2 separate regions of the Homo sapiens genome follow, and region 2 is linked to region 1. The links are chromatin loops, found by intact Hi-C in ENCODE. Cell type or tissue: Caco-2. All regions are shown on one strand.

Region 1 (8,000 bases):
ACAGGGGCCACCATGCCTTCTTGGGAGACACATCTGCAGCAAGAGGCAGTAGTCCTCGCCCAGCAGAGGAAAAGAAAGGGGAACCAGGGGCAGCACTGATGAGCCTCGGAGGTTTGAGAAGCACTCTGGGGTACTTTTTGTGAATGAAAACTTCTAACACCTCCTTGGGAATTTGATGCAACCAATGAATCCTCTCCCCACCTCCCCACAAGGTCTATGCTCACATCCACAGAGCCTCTGCCTACAACCTCACATGGCCAAGGATGCTCAACCATGAATCGCAGTGAAAGGTTTGTGGATGTGCTTCTTGATATGATGATATTTGAAACACACAGCACCCCCAATCCTGTATGCTTACCACAAATGCCTTCCCTGGATCACACTCACCTCCAGACCCAACTTCCAGCTTGCAGGCAATACAGGGGACAGAGGAACAGGTTAAATGTCACCCTAAGGAAGCAATTGGCTAGATTCAGTAGCTGAAACATTCTACAGGACAACTGGCCCATGCTATACAAGTCAATGTCATAGGAAAGAAAGGGGGTTGTTCTAGACCTTAGTTACTCAAGGTGTATTTCTTGAACCACCAGCAGCAGCGCCAATTGAGAGCTTGTTAGAAATGCAGAATCTCAGGCCCTCCCTGGACCTAGAAGCAGAATCTGCATTTTAGCAAGATCTCCAGGTGATCTGTGTGCACACACAGAAGTCTGACAAACACTCGTCTAAATAGGAAGAGATTTATGTGAAATAATGAATCACATGTGTTGTCCTGGATTGAATCCCAGCTGGAACCAATCAGGTATAAGAGATATTTTGGGGGCAATTAGGGAAATTTGAATATGGATTGTGTTAGACTATATTAAGAAATTAGAATTATTCTGCTAGGCATGAAATGTAGGAAAATGTCCTCCAATTTTTAGGGATGCATACTTAAGTGTTTAGAAGTAAAATGCCATGATGTCTGTAATTTACTTTGAAATATTTCAACAACAAAAAATAGATGAAGCAGATATATGACAAATGTTAACAATGTTTAAATCCAGATGTAAATGGCTATGTCCATTACACTAGTCTATACTTCTCTGTATGTACAAAAATATTTTTAAAAAAATTAGAAATATAAGGAAAGAACCTCTTACTTCATTAGAGTTTTTCTGAACAAAGAGTGGAGCACTGCCCAGGAGGATGTCAGCACAGGTTCTCTCCCCACATGACAGAGACTGTGCTCAGCAGGAAGGAGGGGCACAGGGAAGAAGCAGGCAAGGGGAGAGCATGCCTCTCTCGAGCACTCACTATCTAAGAGGCATGACAGCTGCAGATATTTATTTTCCTCATTGATCTTCCTGCCATTCCATGAGGTGGTCTCATTAGCTCCCTTTTACAGATGAGGAAACTGAGCCACCTAATGGACATCGCGTTGCCCCACATCACACAGTTATTAAGGGTTGTGGACAGGATTTCACTGACAGCCCTGGGCTCTCTCCAATCCACCAGCAGCTCACCCAGTTGCACAGGGAGCTATTTGAGAAGCCTCACCTGAATCTCTTCTGGGCACTCAGATGTCAGCAGGAGACGCCAGCAGGGCTCGTCCTGAGCCGTTCCTGTCTCTCCTGGGGCTTTTCTGGGCACACCCTCTAAGATCTGCCTCCACATGTTATCTCCAGGCTTAATTGACCTCACTGCCTCTGACCTTTTAAAGACACACCAGTTTTCCCTTTTTAGTCTCAGGTCATTGGTCATTACTTCTCGTTGCCATGGTTTTTCCTATCTCCATCATTTCCTCCCCTCCAGCTGGAGACTCTTGCAGGCTGTGAAGCCCCCAACCCTGGTAGTGACTCTCTCTGCTCTTACCCCACTCAGAGGAGGCATCAAGAGGGGCCCAAGGGCCTACCCCAGCTCACTCCATTGCACTTCTCTGCACCTCCTACCTGTCCTGCCTCCTCAATAGCCTGCTTCAAAATGCATTCTGCCCCTCGGCTCACTGTGTGATGTCTCCTGGGAAGCCCAGAAGCTGTGTGTTTAAGATGCACCAGGACAAAGAGAAGGCAGGAGCCCCAACATACTTATGTTGAGAAAGACATCTGGCAGAGGGGACTCCTCCTCTTCCTGCCCCTGGACACATGCTCCACATGTCCCACCCTCAGCTGCCTCACTCAGCTCCCTGTGAATCCTGACCCTTGCTCACCCCTGGCTCTGCTGCTGGGGTTCCACAGAAGAACACTTCTGCTCCTGGACCTCTGAGCAGGACCCAGTAGGCACCTGCTAAGCCCCACAGAACTATGCCTCTGTCCACTATCCTGAGCACAGAAGGCATGGCAGATTTCAGGGCTGCTGACAGAGGCCCCCAAAGGCAGAAAGAGAAACTGGGAGGAAGCTAACACACTGGTAAGGTATGACTCATGGCCTGGCACTGTGCTCAGTCCTGCCATATCCATCATCTCTGTCGATCTCCAACACTCCTGTAAGATATGAGCTACGATCTCCATTTTACAGATGGAAAAATGAAGGCTTCAAGAGGGACAAGGAAACTTGTCTTTGTCAGAGAAGCAGGGGTTAGAACTCAGGCTGGCAAACTTCAAAGCCACACGCTTTCCATGGTCAAGGTGTGGGTGTTCTCAGCCCTGAGCCTCTTGGTCTACATCTGGGTTAGAGCAGTACTTTAAAGCATCTGGGTGGCGTTGTCCCTGTCTGCGGTGGTTAATTTCATGGGCCAATTTTTCTAGGCTATGGGGGCCAGTTATTTCGTCAAACATGAGTCTAGAGGTTGCTATGAAGGTATTTTTCAGATGTGATTAACATTTAATCAGTAGATTCTGAGTAAAGCAGATTACCTTCTATAGTGTGGGTAGGTCTTATCAGCTGAAGGGCTTAAGGAAAAAAAAAAAAAAACTGATGTCCCCTGAGGAAGAAAGAATTCTGCCCTAGACTGTCTTCAGACTCAAGACTGCAACATCAACTCTCCCCAGGTCTCCAGCCTGCTCTGCAGATTTCGCACTTTGCCAGAGCCTACACTCATGTAAGCTAATTCCATCTCTTGGGGGAAGCCCTCCCTCAACTTCCCATCATTGGTCAGGAGCACACGACAGGTGCTGAGAGGCAGGGCCTGTGCCTGCTCTGAGATGTGTCCCATAAGCCTATCTCTATTTCTCTTAAACTGATGGGAAGTGACATGGCTGGGCATTGATCTTGGCTTTAGGATTGTGTAAAACCCAAAAGAAAGAGTTGTTACTGCATAACCATGTGATTCTCAGACCTCACTGCCTTCTCCTTGGTCCCTCATGCCTGGGAAGCACTAGAATGTCTAACATCACATCTGAGGCCCCAAAGGCTGTGGAGGCAGCAGCCAGTGGGGAGGAGTGAGGGCCTCTGCATGCAGACATTTCTCGGTTTGCCCCCCACCACCACCATAATAGGAGGAGTGGCAGCATTATCTCTCAGGAACAACAGGAACTGGGGATTCCAATAAGGTCTTCCCCTGGGGCCAGAACAGATGGCTCCCCTGGGATTTCAGAGAGGAGGATCACACAATGCCTCTGGCCCTCTGGGGAGAAAGGAGGGGCTGAGCCTCCCATTGAGCACTTTCTATACTTTGTCTACAATCTTCACAAAAATTCTATAACATTGTCTCCATTTTATAGTTGAGGAACTTGAGGCTTAAGGAGTTAAGACACAAGCCTTCTCTTTCTGAAGACCTTGATACAAGACATTTACAAATGCACATTCCTATGTTCCAGCCCAATTCCGCCCACCATAACTTGGGGGTGATCAGTGCCCCAACATCTACCCTGACTACATTTAGAAACACTTTTTCCTGCTGTCTCTCAGCCATGGAAAAGATGACTCCACCTGACCTGTGGATGCAGAGAGGAGGAAAAGCCTTCAGGGATCGTTCCATCAAAACCCTTTAGTCAAGGCTTTGGGCAAACAAGTGGGTACTAGCCTCTTCTCCAGATCTTAAAAGAAAGAGTCCTCCTCTGAGCTTAGGGACCTAGCTTGGGAGCCCCTCATGCTGGAGCCCCAGGCCCCAGTTGGTCCCCTGCTACAGCTCTGGCTCTCACAAGGACTGAGTATTCATGGGCTCTGGTGGCTTATACAGGGCTCTCTTGAGCCAAAACCAGTGGAGAAAGCTCTTTGTTCAGGTAACATTCCCCAATAGCTTCCTCCCAGTGATTTAAAATAGCTCCTAGTCACATTTGGCACTCCCTTATCTGATTCAAGGAGACTTCCAAATCCCAGGGACAGACAGGGGAAACTATCTAGAAATTTCCAAGTAGAAACCTGTGGTAACCTGGGCTCAGAAACCAAAGGGACTTCAAGATGAAGGCCTCCTATACTGGGCTCAGTTCCCTCCAATCTCTCCCTCCTGTGATTGCCATGATCTGGCTTCCAGAGGCCAGCAGTCGGAGCAGTGAAGAAAGGAGGAAGGGAAAAAGAGAGAGGGGGAAGAAGGAGGTCCAGCACCCAGGCTAGAAAACAAAGGTGTCCTCCAGAAACAGAGATCCAAAGTCCCTGAGGACCATGTTGACATTAAAGAGTCCTAAGGTACCCTAACAGCTAAAAGTTCCAGAGAGCCAGACAGTTCTGCCTTACCAGAGCTTAGGATAACTGTGTCTTCCTGGCGCTGTCCGAGGTACTGATCCACCTTTGTTGCGATACAGTTGGTATACCTAACACTGCACATAATCAATATCTATAGTTTGGTTAGTTTGGACATGTGTAAACAGTTGTGTCGCCCTCACCACAGTACAAGTAATAAACATATCCATTACCTCCAAAAATTACCTTGTGTCCCCAGATGATGACAAGTATTGGTGAAGATGTGGAGAAAATGGAAGCTTTGCACACTGTTGGTAAGAATATAAGTTGGTAATAGCCATTATGGAAAACAGTATTGGGTATTGGCAGTTCTATAAAAAACTAAAAATAGAACTACCGTATAATTCAGCAATCTCACTTCTGGACATGTACCCAAAGGAATTGAAATCTGTATCTCAAAGAAATATTGCACTCCCATGTCCATTGCAGCATAATCCACAATAGCCAAGGTATGCAAACAGCCTAAGTGGCCATCAATGAGCGAATGGATAAAGAAAATGTGGTATACATACACAATGGAATTCAGCCTTAAAAAAGAATTAAATCCTGCCATTTGCAATAACATGGGTGAACCTAGAGAACGTTATGCTTTGTTATAAGCCAGACATATAAAGACAAATACTGCACAATCTCACTTATATGTGGAAATCTAAAGAAGTAGAACTCAAAAAAGCAGAGCATAGAAAGGTGGTTGCCAGGAGCTGCTGTGGGGGGGAATGGGGAGATTTTGGCCAAAAGGTACAAACTTAGTTGCAAGATGAATAAGTTCTAAAGATCTAATGCACAGCACGAAGATTATAGTTAATAATAATGTACTGTATACTTCAAATTTACTAAGAGAGAATTTCTTAAGTTTCCTCACCACAAAAAAGAAAAATGTTAACTATATGAGGTGATGATATGTTCATTAGCCTGATTCTGGTGATCACTTTACAATGCATATCAAAACACCATGTTGTACACCTTAAATATTTTTATTGTCCATTATATCTAATAAAGCTGGAGGAAAATCAAGTAAAAACAAAATGTCCTTTGTTCCTTTGTTTTTGTTGATGTTTTTGTGCATATGTTTGTGCACTAAACATGAGATCTACGCTCTGAACAAATTTCTACATATACAATCTCCTGTTTTTAACTACAGGCACCATGCTGTGCAGGGGATCCCCGGAACTTACTCATCTCATACAACTGTAGGTTTATACCCATTGAACAACAGCCCCCTACATCCCCTCCCCCAAGGACCACCATTCTTCATCCCCACTCCTGGCTTCCACCTCAGTGTGAATTCTGCAGTCCAGAATTCTGCTCTCACTCCCTGCCATCCTGCCCATCTTGACTGTGCCACCCTAGACACTCACTTTCCAGCCTGCCCCACCTCCAGAAGCAGTTCCTCTTTATCCTCATGGATGTGCAAACTGAGCCCACCTCTGAGTGGCCAGCTGGGTCCGTCTACCTCCAGACCTGAACTAGGGCCCACCAGACATTGGGATGAGGCCCTAGCCCCTGGTCCCAGCCCCAGAGCCACTTCCAGAATCTGTGGATATTTGGTTGAAACAGGTCATTGCTTCTGTACATCCTGACAGATTGGAGAGGCAAGGAAGTCTATGCCCAAAGGAACTGGTGAAATACAAACACCAAACACCCAGCCTCAGAGTGACTGTGGGTCACTGTTCACAAGCCACAGACTCTCCCATGGGGTGGTATTGTTCAAAAGAGAAATCTACTATGCTGCAGAAGGAAATGTATTAGGTCCAATGGGAAGTATGTTAAATACACTTGGTTAGAGGATCTCTTAATCCATCTCATGTTGCTGTAACGGAATGCTCGAGACTGGGTAATTTATTAAAAAAACAGAGATTTATTCCTTACACTTCTGGAGGCTGGGAAGTCCAAGGTTGAGGGGCCCACATCTGCTGAGGGCTTTCTTGCCACATCATCTCATAGCAGAAGGCGGAAGGCACAAGGGCAGGAGAGCACGAGAGAGCACGAGAGGGCCTACCTCACTTCGGTAACAACTCACTCTCAATAATGAACCCACTCCCTCAATGACATTAATCCATTCATGAGAGCAGAGCCCTCACGACCTACTCGCCTTTTAATGGTCTCACTTCTTAACACCATCATAATGGAAATTAAATTTCAACATGCGTTTTGGAGAGGACACTCAAACCATAGCAGATGGTTTCTAAAAATATATTTATCTAGTAATTTATGTTTGGATATAGCCTATACTCTATGTCAGTAGGAAGACAATAGAGTAAACTAGTGAATTTAGGAAAACTTGTCTTAGTACTTAGGGTTTATAAAGTCACAATAGAGATAAGGGGCTAGGAAGCTTCAGAGCATTAATTTTCTTAAGACAACAGAGTAAGGTGAGTCCCAAAGACACAGCTGGAGTTTGACAAAGTGAAAAATGGGGTCCAGATGAGACAAGAGCCTACAGACAGCATCCTCGGTCATCCATTAAGGGCCCCCCTCCTTATACTAATGATACAATAATTAACAAAACCATAGTAGATAAAGTAACTGAGCAGTGTTGGGTCTTGTCAGAACTACCCTGGAAGAAGTACTGGCATAGTTTGCAGGGAGTTAAATGGTGGGCCAAGAAAGCGGTCATACATAAAAGGGATCATGCCTGCATGCTCATGTGTCCTGGGCACAGTACACAGCTGTTGTGGCTCCCGCAGGCATTGTTTCAACACAGTAAAGAATCGGAGAAGTCCACATGGCCTTCTCTGTTCTACCTGGCAGCATCCTGTCCTGGCAGCACCGCGTGGGAGGAACTCTGAACTAGAGATGGCAGCTTTTGTTCTCCCAGTGATCTTTATGGGGGACTTGAATTGCTAGCAGTGTGGCCTCTGACCTCCATGGTCACTGCCGTCAAAGAACCATCTAAGGAACGTCCAATAAGTAGAATGGGATCAATAGCCTTCAATGTCCTTCCTTCTGAAGTATATTTGTCCAATTAGCACACAAAGGTTGTACTGAAGTCCCTCCTCCTACAAAGCCTCACTGCTGGGAGAGACATCCTAAGAGAGGATGCCAGTGCCTCAATGATTTCAGCCTCTGAACTGTGTTTCCTCCAGCCAGGACACAGCTGGCTCTTCTCCATCTCTCCCTCACCACCTTTCCAGAACTCACAGCTTCAAGCCCACTACCACCCCTTTATGTCCAAGCCGGCTGGCCTGAGGCCACCTGCTAGGGTCAGCAGCCTCAGCTCCACCACCTGCACTGCTTGAATCACTTCTGCTGTTTGCTGAGCCAGAATCCTGTGCCCAGGGCAGTGCCCTCACCCTCACCTGGCTCTCCTGCTGGCTCTGACCTGACCCTGAGAAATTTTGAGGCAGCCCTCATACCTTCCTGGCCCCATCCCCAAGCCCAGATTCTTCTAACCAGGCCCATAG
Region 2 (8,000 bases), 100 kb before region 1:
TGTCTGTCTTCAAATCTCTGGATGGGGTATAAAGAACAGGACCCAAGAGTGCCACCCGAGGTAGCAAGATATGGCTCCCAGAGATTTCTGGGGATCCTGAGCATCTAAGGCCTCCTCCGACTGTCTCTCCAGTCTTATCCCTAGCCAATTCCCATATTCCAGCCATATGATCTTTCCTCCTCTCCATTGCCCCCAGACCTTTCCTCTGGAAAGAGGGAAGCAAGTTCTTCCCTCTGCTTAGAACACTCTTCCTACAGCCCTCAGTGCCCTTTGCTTGCCTAACAAAAAATAAAAACTACTCCTATTTAAGCACCTGTTTAAATGTCACCTCCAGCCCCCAGTGCCCTTTGCTTGCCTAATAAAAAGTAAAAACTACTCTTATTTAAGCACCTGCTTAAATGTCACCTCCTCCAGGAAGCTCTTCCTAACCACCTTGCCATAGGCTGCACTGAATTTGCATGAGCTTTCTTCAGTTGCCACCAAGGAAAAGACTGGCCCAAAGGCATGGCAAAGTGGAGCAGTGTCAGGGTGGAAGGAATATCAGCCCACAGATGCTGAGAGAGGTAGGCTTGCTAGGCTCGCAGAGGGGCAGGGGAGGGCAGGCACAGCCTGGCCAGGCCATAGCTGTGGACACCTAGCCAGGTGGACAATATCTGCCCTCCATATAGAGAGGGAGGTTTCAGCAGGAAAATTTCTTTCTGACATTCAGGTAGGAAAGGACTTCTTAAACAAGACAAGCAAAAGAGCTAGCCATAAAAAAAGATGACTACATTTGACAACAATACAATAAAGAATTTCTGTTCACTAAGACAAACAATTAACTTAAAGAAGATATTGCCACACTTAAAAAGAAAAGGCTCGATTTTAAAAACAGGCAAAAAAATCAACTACAAACAGGTGTTTCACAAAAAAGAAAATAAAAATAGCCCATAAAGATGTGAAAAGATACCCAACCTCATCTATCATCAAGAAAATGTACATTAAAATCAAAATAAAATTACATTTTACACTAGAAACCTAAAAGTAACAAGAAGACAAGTGTTGGTGAGGTTAGGGGACTTGGGGAAATCTCATATATTGCACATGGTAGTGTGAATAGGTAGGAATGCTTTGGAAAACAGTTTGGTCTAACCTAATAAAGTGAAATGTGCACTGACCCAAGAGTCCAGCAATTCTGCTCCTCAGAATAGACCCTGAAAAGCTCTTGCACACAAACACCAAAAGACAAATATGAGAATGTTCCTATCAGTATTTTTGGTAATAACAAAATCCTGGAAACAACACAAATGCCCACAGACAATAAAGTAGATAAATAAATCAGGGCACACAGTGCAGCAATAAAAATGATTAATACATCCACCTGCATCAAACGGATCAATCTCAAAAACCTAATGCTGAGTGAAAATTAAAAAACAATCTCAGAAGCATGCAGAAGTGTTATTCCACATATATGAGTCGCAAACCAACCATGGGTCCCATACTTGTATGATAAAACTATCAAGGAATGGAGCTGCAAGCCACTATCCTGAGCCAACTAACACAGGAACAGAAAACCAAATATAGCATGTTCTCACTTATAAGTGGGAACTAAATGATGAGAACCCATGGACACACAGAGGGCAACAACACACACTGGGGCCTATGGGAGGGTGGAGAGTGGAGGGTAGGAGGAGAGAGAGGATCAAGAAAAACAACGAATGGGTACTAGGCTTACTGTCTTGGTGATGAAATAATGTATACAACAAACTCCCATGACATGAGTTTACCTATGTAACAAACTTGCACTTGTACCACTAAGCCTAAAATAAAAGTTAAAAAAAAAAAAAAGACACTGGCTTGGGATCCTCTAAAACAGTGAAATACATGTACAGTGTTTTAAATATATGAGGCATAAATTTAAAATTTCCATGCTTAGATACAACTTGGCAAAACTTCAGACACATAAAAAGAAAAAAAAACTATCAAGGAAAGCGAGGGTCTTGTTAGCACACAATCGGGAGAGTGTTTAAGTCCCTCTGTAGGGGAGACATGGTCAGGTGAAGCACACAAGGGCTCCTTGATATTTTTCAAACTGATTGTGGGTTCATGAGTCTTCAGGTTATTAATCTTTTAATTAAACATATACATCGTAACCATGTGTAGCTTTCAATTAAAAAATAATTTTTAAACTAGCACAAATAGACAGTGGCCACTCAAACAGAGCCCTGATGTTTTGTTTCTGTGGAATCCCAGCTCCCAACCCATCCCAGGTCTGCGAGCTAGCCCAGAGACCAAGAAAGGACTGCCGTGCCCTGGAGATGCCCCTGGGCCCCTGGGGCCTAACTTCCAATGCCAGCCCATGCAACATTAGCCAAGTTACTCCACCCATCTGTGTCTTCACTGAAAATGAGTGCCTAGCAAAATACCTGGCATGCGGTAGGGATTCCGTGAATATTTTTTGAATGAAGGAGTCAATGATATCTAAGAGCTCATCATAATTACAACCTTCATCCAAATTTATTCACTAGAGGGAAATTGTGGATACAGCTACTAGCACCCCCCTCCCACCTCGGCCCCTGCCAATGCATACACACATGAATATCCCAGCATTTGAAGTGGCAAGTCAGAAAGTTCTCCATTCTTTTCGATCCAAACTTTTGGTATTTTAATGTTGCAAATTTTCTCTCTCAAATGTCGTCTTCTCTTTTATTTTTCCTTTCACTGTCATAACAAGCATACAAGTATTTTCAGTGGAATTTTACCAAATAGCACATCTTGTAAACCATATACATACCAACTCCTCTCTCACCCTTCTGCCAAATTCTGTCTTGGAGCCCATGGCTTTTCCTGCTCTGATTTCTAACTCCTGGCTCAAATGCCCAGTCCTCAGGCTCTACCTGGGGCAGGACATTCCAGGGTTTAAAGGGAGGCTGATGGGCAAATGAGGAAGAATCAGGCCTTGCCCCACAAAGGAGGGAGCCTATGTATGATGCTCACTAAAGTGACTGCATCAGCCTAGAGCATGCCATGTCCTTCCAAACTACCTCCCTCTTTCTTGGCATCAACTCTGACTGGCTGGGGACAGGAGCAGGAAGCTAGAGCCTAGTAAGTCCAAATTACAGAAATAGGATGATGCCTTGGCTAAATGCATGGGTACTAAAGTCAGGAAGAACCTTTCTGAGCCTCATTTTCCTCATCTGTAAAATGTAGCAATAATCTGACCTCAGAGGGATGTTGGGTGGCTAGAATGAAGTAAAATACATAAAGGTACTTGCAGATCAGCATTGAAAAAAAGTTGCTATATTTCCAAACCACTTCTGTTTGACTTTGGAAAGAACAGAATAGTCTTTACACTTAATTTGCTTTTGAATTGTGCTCATCTGCAGCTAGTGCTACAGTGAGTCAGTGGGAGGAGGGGCCCTGAGGTGTTCCAGAGGCACCGTTTGTCTTGGCTGTATTAGCAATGTGTATCCACCTAGGAGTGACACTGGGACAGGCCACAGCCAGCCATGCCGAGGGAGCAGCCACACTTGCACTCCGAGGGCTGGATGTGCTGCATCAAACAGCAGATAGGCTGAGCTGCCTTGGCTCACTTGACACAAGCATGTTGGAAATGGGCAGCAGCTGGGCTGGGCATGAGGGGAAAGCCAGGACGAGCACTGGGCACCGGGTTAAAATTTTACAGAAAATGTGTAGAGGCAGAAACCAAGCCTCAATGCTTGTCATATCAGGAGGCCGATGACCAGGGCAGGCAAAGGCAGGAGGTCCTGCACAGAATCCAATAAAAGAGTTCTCTGGCCTCCAGCAAGCCGAGAGCCAGAAGGGCTAGCACCCTGGACAGCGCCATGAGCACACCACTCTGACGCTGTCTTCTGACTGAGAACCCCAGCTCTGGGGTTCTCCGCTCACCTCCACCCTCCAGGTCTGAACCAGCAAACATGACAGGTCTCTGCCAATCCCTCTCTTGCACCATGGAAGCCTCACAGACTGATCATGGTGTTTTCTGCTGCTGAGCCCACACACGGCCTCAGAATCCTTCCCAGCACAGCTCCCAAGCAGCCTCAACCAACCAGCTGCAGTGGTCCTCCAGATGAAAGCTACTGGTCACTTGGCGACTTTATGGAATTACTGATAAGGAGCAGTCTGGTTGGAAACTAACTTCAACCCCACCAAAGGTAGCAAAGGTGTCCATGTCAGAAAAGAGGAACACAGCTTTTGATCACATTGGAGATTCTGGGTGGAGGAAAGAAGAGGGGTGGGGGAGTGTGACTGTAGAATACAACCTGTTTCCTAGCCTACACCCCTTCCCTGCTACCTCATAGTCAGAGGTCAGACCATCCAGTACCCTTGTCCTTCTCCCCATTCCTCCTTTGTTTTGTGTGAAAATGGCTTGAAAACTCCATGTCCCCATCCATGAATGTGTCGAGGGGCTACTCTATGCCAGGCACCATGCAGGCTGCAGGGCCATGGTGGTGGGAAGCACACAGCCACTCTCCCGGACTTCACTGCATCACCAGGCAGTCCAGCACTCATGGAGGACTAGCCCTCATGAGAGTCAGGACAAGCCAAGAGCAGGCTGAGGGCAGGACGAGCATGTCTGCGAGAGCGTGTAACCAAGCTGCCAGCTCTGTAGGACAGGTGGGGCTCAGGGACACCTTTCTTTGAGGACCTGCATCTTGAGAAGAGTGAGGGTAAGGAGGGTAATAAGAAAACAGGACTTGGGCAAGTGCCACCAGGCCTTGTTCAGTCTGCAGGAGTCACAGGAGCCCAGGCGGGTGGGCAGGCTAGAGAGCTGATCACCTGCCCTCCCAGCGGCTGAGGCTCCCATCAAGGTCGCCTCCCAGGCTCTAGGGGAAAACTGTGTCTGCAGGCCAGATTGGAAACAGAGCAATGGTGCCCAGAGAAAGTGAGATGGGAAGGGCCTGGGCACACTGGACCACAGCACCCCCATCCCTGGCAGTGTCCATGCCTCTCCACAGGGTTCAGCCTCAGAGCAGGCTGGACTTTGGGGTTGAGCCACCAGCCCCAAGGGTTCTCGGGGAAGGCCTGGCCCCTAAGAGATCCCTGCAGGCAGCTCGGGGCTGTTACAAAATCTCCAACTCCTCACCAAGGGCCAGGGACTGAGCAGGAGTGGGAGGGTGGGAGGGAGAGGCCAGGTCCTGGACTGAGTCCAGTTCAGGTCCTGCCCTTGTCCCCATCCACCTCATCTTTATTTCAGCACAGTGACTGTTTGCTCTTTCAATTCTTCCTGGAAGACTCCAAACAGCATATTTGCTCAAGAGCTGAGGACAACATTCCAGTCTTAGAGAAGAAGAGTATTTAGGCAAATGCAAACATATGCTGATTTCTTTTCTTAGTTACATTCTTGGCAAAGAAATTATATCACCCAGAGACAAAATGGGACTTTTGAAGGTCCACCCATTCCATCCTGGCACCAGCCGTGGGGCTGCCAACCCTCATCAGTCTCCCACACCCTCTAACATGTTATGGAGGTGGCTGTGGCTATAAAGAGGTAGCACAGGGATCCTTGTGAAGGAACTGCTCTGTATCCTGACTGGTGGTCATAGGAATCTACACATGTGATTTTTAAAATGCATAGCAGTAAATCCACACCTGCAAGAACACGTGCACTACTGAAATATGAACAAGGCCTACAGGCTGTATCAAATCCTGGTTGCAATATTGTACTACAGCTATGCAGGATGTTACTGTGGGGGAACCTGGGTGAAGGGCACGCTGGATCTCCCTAGGTTGCTCCTTATAATTGCATGTAAATCTAAATTATCACATAATTTTCAAAAAAATTGTTTAAACACTAAACATGGAAACCATTCTATCTCAGGATTAAGACTAGTCTGTTTTTACAGAGCAGTCATAAGAAAACCTGAAGCCATTTCTCCAAAGCCCATTTTTGTGGTTTCCTAACAAGCAAATTATGATTTTTTTTCATATGAGAGGTCTTCAAAGAAGCCATGCCCAGCCCTACCCAGTGTTCCCAACCCCCAACCCCAGCCTGGCTCCATGACACTCAGGGCATTCCGTCCCCTGACCTTTGCCCCAGCCTGGAACCCTGAAACTGAAGGCAGATTGCGATGGATGGAGGCAAGGAGCCAGGAAGGCCAGGCAATCGTCCAGTGTGAAGGGCACTCTTTGGAGAGGAGACCTCCAGGAGGAACCATGCTTTCCAGCCTCCATCTGTGCCAGCATACAGCCCTTTGGATCCCTGCCAGCAGTTTATTAATATTTTATTGAAACCTCTAAGATGATTCAAACTTCAGCCGTCATGATAAGGTGTTGTTGCTAGGCAACTTTATACCTATCTATGGAGCTGTTGTTGCAGCTCTTCCTGACTCATGAAGCTCGAGGTTTGACCCTATCACCTGGAGGCCCACTCAGCACAGACCACCCCTGACCGGTCCAGGGCCCCACCCACTCTCAGGTCTCCCAGCATCTGGCCATCCCTGTCCCCAAGCAGCCCCAGCTCGCCTGCCGGACAACTCACCATACTCGCTGTCGTAGAACATGACGAACTTCTGCCAGCGCAGCTCCGTCACCAGCCTGAGCATGACATCATTGAGGCGGACGGGTGGTCTCGAAGCCAGTGTGTAGGCCTCACCATCGGGGCTGGGGTTCAGGTGGCATGCGGTGCGTGGCGACCCTCCCGGGTTGCGCTGGACAAAGAGGTGTGGGATGTGCATGGCATCCGTGAGGGACTGCAGGGCATTGGCAGATGCACAGCCAGTGGACGTGACCAAGGCCAAAATCCCCTGGGTCATGAGGTCACAGGCTAGAAAGAGAGAAGAGAGAGAGGAAGGGGTCAGCATCAGGGCGATGCTGCACCAGCTTCAACCTGCAGGCCCCATGCCTGGCAGCTCATGCCCAGGACTCCCAAGAGAGGCTGCCTCCCTCCAGGACCAAGAACCATCCTGGGCAGGCCAGTGGCTCTCATAAGCACAGCCTCACTGACATCCTTGGTGAAAATGCCAGCTATACATTCTTGTACCCATTTAACATGAGAAAATAGAAGTCAAAACGGGCAAAACCATTTGCCCTAGGCTAGTCAGGGAAGGATGGTAGAGCACAGATCCATCCCAAATCTGCCTGATTCACCCCCACTGAGCTGTAAAATTAGCCATCCTGTTTCCCACCTAGGACTATAAGCCCTTTAAGAGCCAAAACGTCATTGTGTTGATCTGTGCATCCTCATGCCTAGCCACAGGCAGAGAATATACTGTGTGTTCTACAACTGTTGACTGAACTGAACTGATTGGGACTGAAGGGACTAAATGGCTTCTGAAAGTCAGAGAGGTACTTACCCAAGAGGACCCAAGATGTAGGAAAAAAATAAAAAAGAAAAGAAACCCTAGGTCTTCTGGCCAAATCCAAGTGATCCATATCACAAAAATACTGGGCCAAACCCCAGATGAAGCAGTTGTTCCAGAAGGATTATTCAAAAGCCACTTGACAATAACAAAGAAAGACGTTCCCGCCACTCAGGCAGTTACCACGGGTGTGGAGGAGGAACACAGCGGACGCTCCAGCAGCCGCTTCTAGGGCTGACACGCTCAGGGGCTCATCTTTACAAGTTCTCCTGTAACTGCAAGAGGCGCCCCTTGTAGCCACGTGCGTACACTTTTTTGGGACATCAACCAATTAATAGAAAGATGCACCTCCCAACGCTGCAACCCACTGCACCAGTTTTGAAGCAAACATCTCTTACTAATGGTTTATGCGATGGCAAGGATGTGGAGAAGCAGATGCAGTTTCTTTTTTTTTTTTTTTTTTTTTGAGACGGAGTTTCGCTCTGTCGCCCAGGCTGGAGTGCAGTGGCGCGATCTCGACTCACTGCAAGCTCCGCCTCCCGGGTTCACGCCATTCTCCTGCCTCAGCCTCCCCTGTAGCTGGGACTACAGGCACGCGCCACCATGCCCGGCTAATTTTTGTATTTTTAGTAGAGACGGAGTTTCACCGTGTTAGCCAGGATGGTCTCGATCTCCTGACCTCGTGATCCGCCCGTCTCG

Evidence for each region. Peaks named below come from ENCODE experiments on the same cell type or tissue, not always from the same donor. Only the 100,000 strongest peaks of a DNase experiment are listed, where the experiment ranks them.
Region 2: a loop joins it to region 1, with 3 times the contacts of the local background. A loop is called at or near these places in 2 of 110 quality-filtered maps.

What each region holds. Positions count from the first base shown.
Region 1 is chr10:86,302,235-86,310,234 of GRCh38, forward strand. The region is part of intron 2 of GRID1 (glutamate ionotropic receptor delta type subunit 1); the gene reads right to left. Among named protein-coding and RNA genes, the nearest start is that of MIR346, 41 kb to the left of the region's middle. In Caco-2, no CTCF peak of the experiment used is centred here; a DNase peak (open chromatin) is centred at 4,607.
Region 2 is chr10:86,199,883-86,207,882 of GRCh38, forward strand. It overlaps GRID1 (glutamate ionotropic receptor delta type subunit 1), which reads right to left. Exons shown (of 16, transcript NM_017551.3): 3 at 6,482-6,766. Among named protein-coding and RNA genes, the nearest start is that of MIR346, 61 kb to the right of the region's middle. RefSeq lists enhancers at 6,057-6,581, 6,582-7,105. In Caco-2, no CTCF peak of the experiment used is centred here; a DNase peak (open chromatin) is centred at 3,809.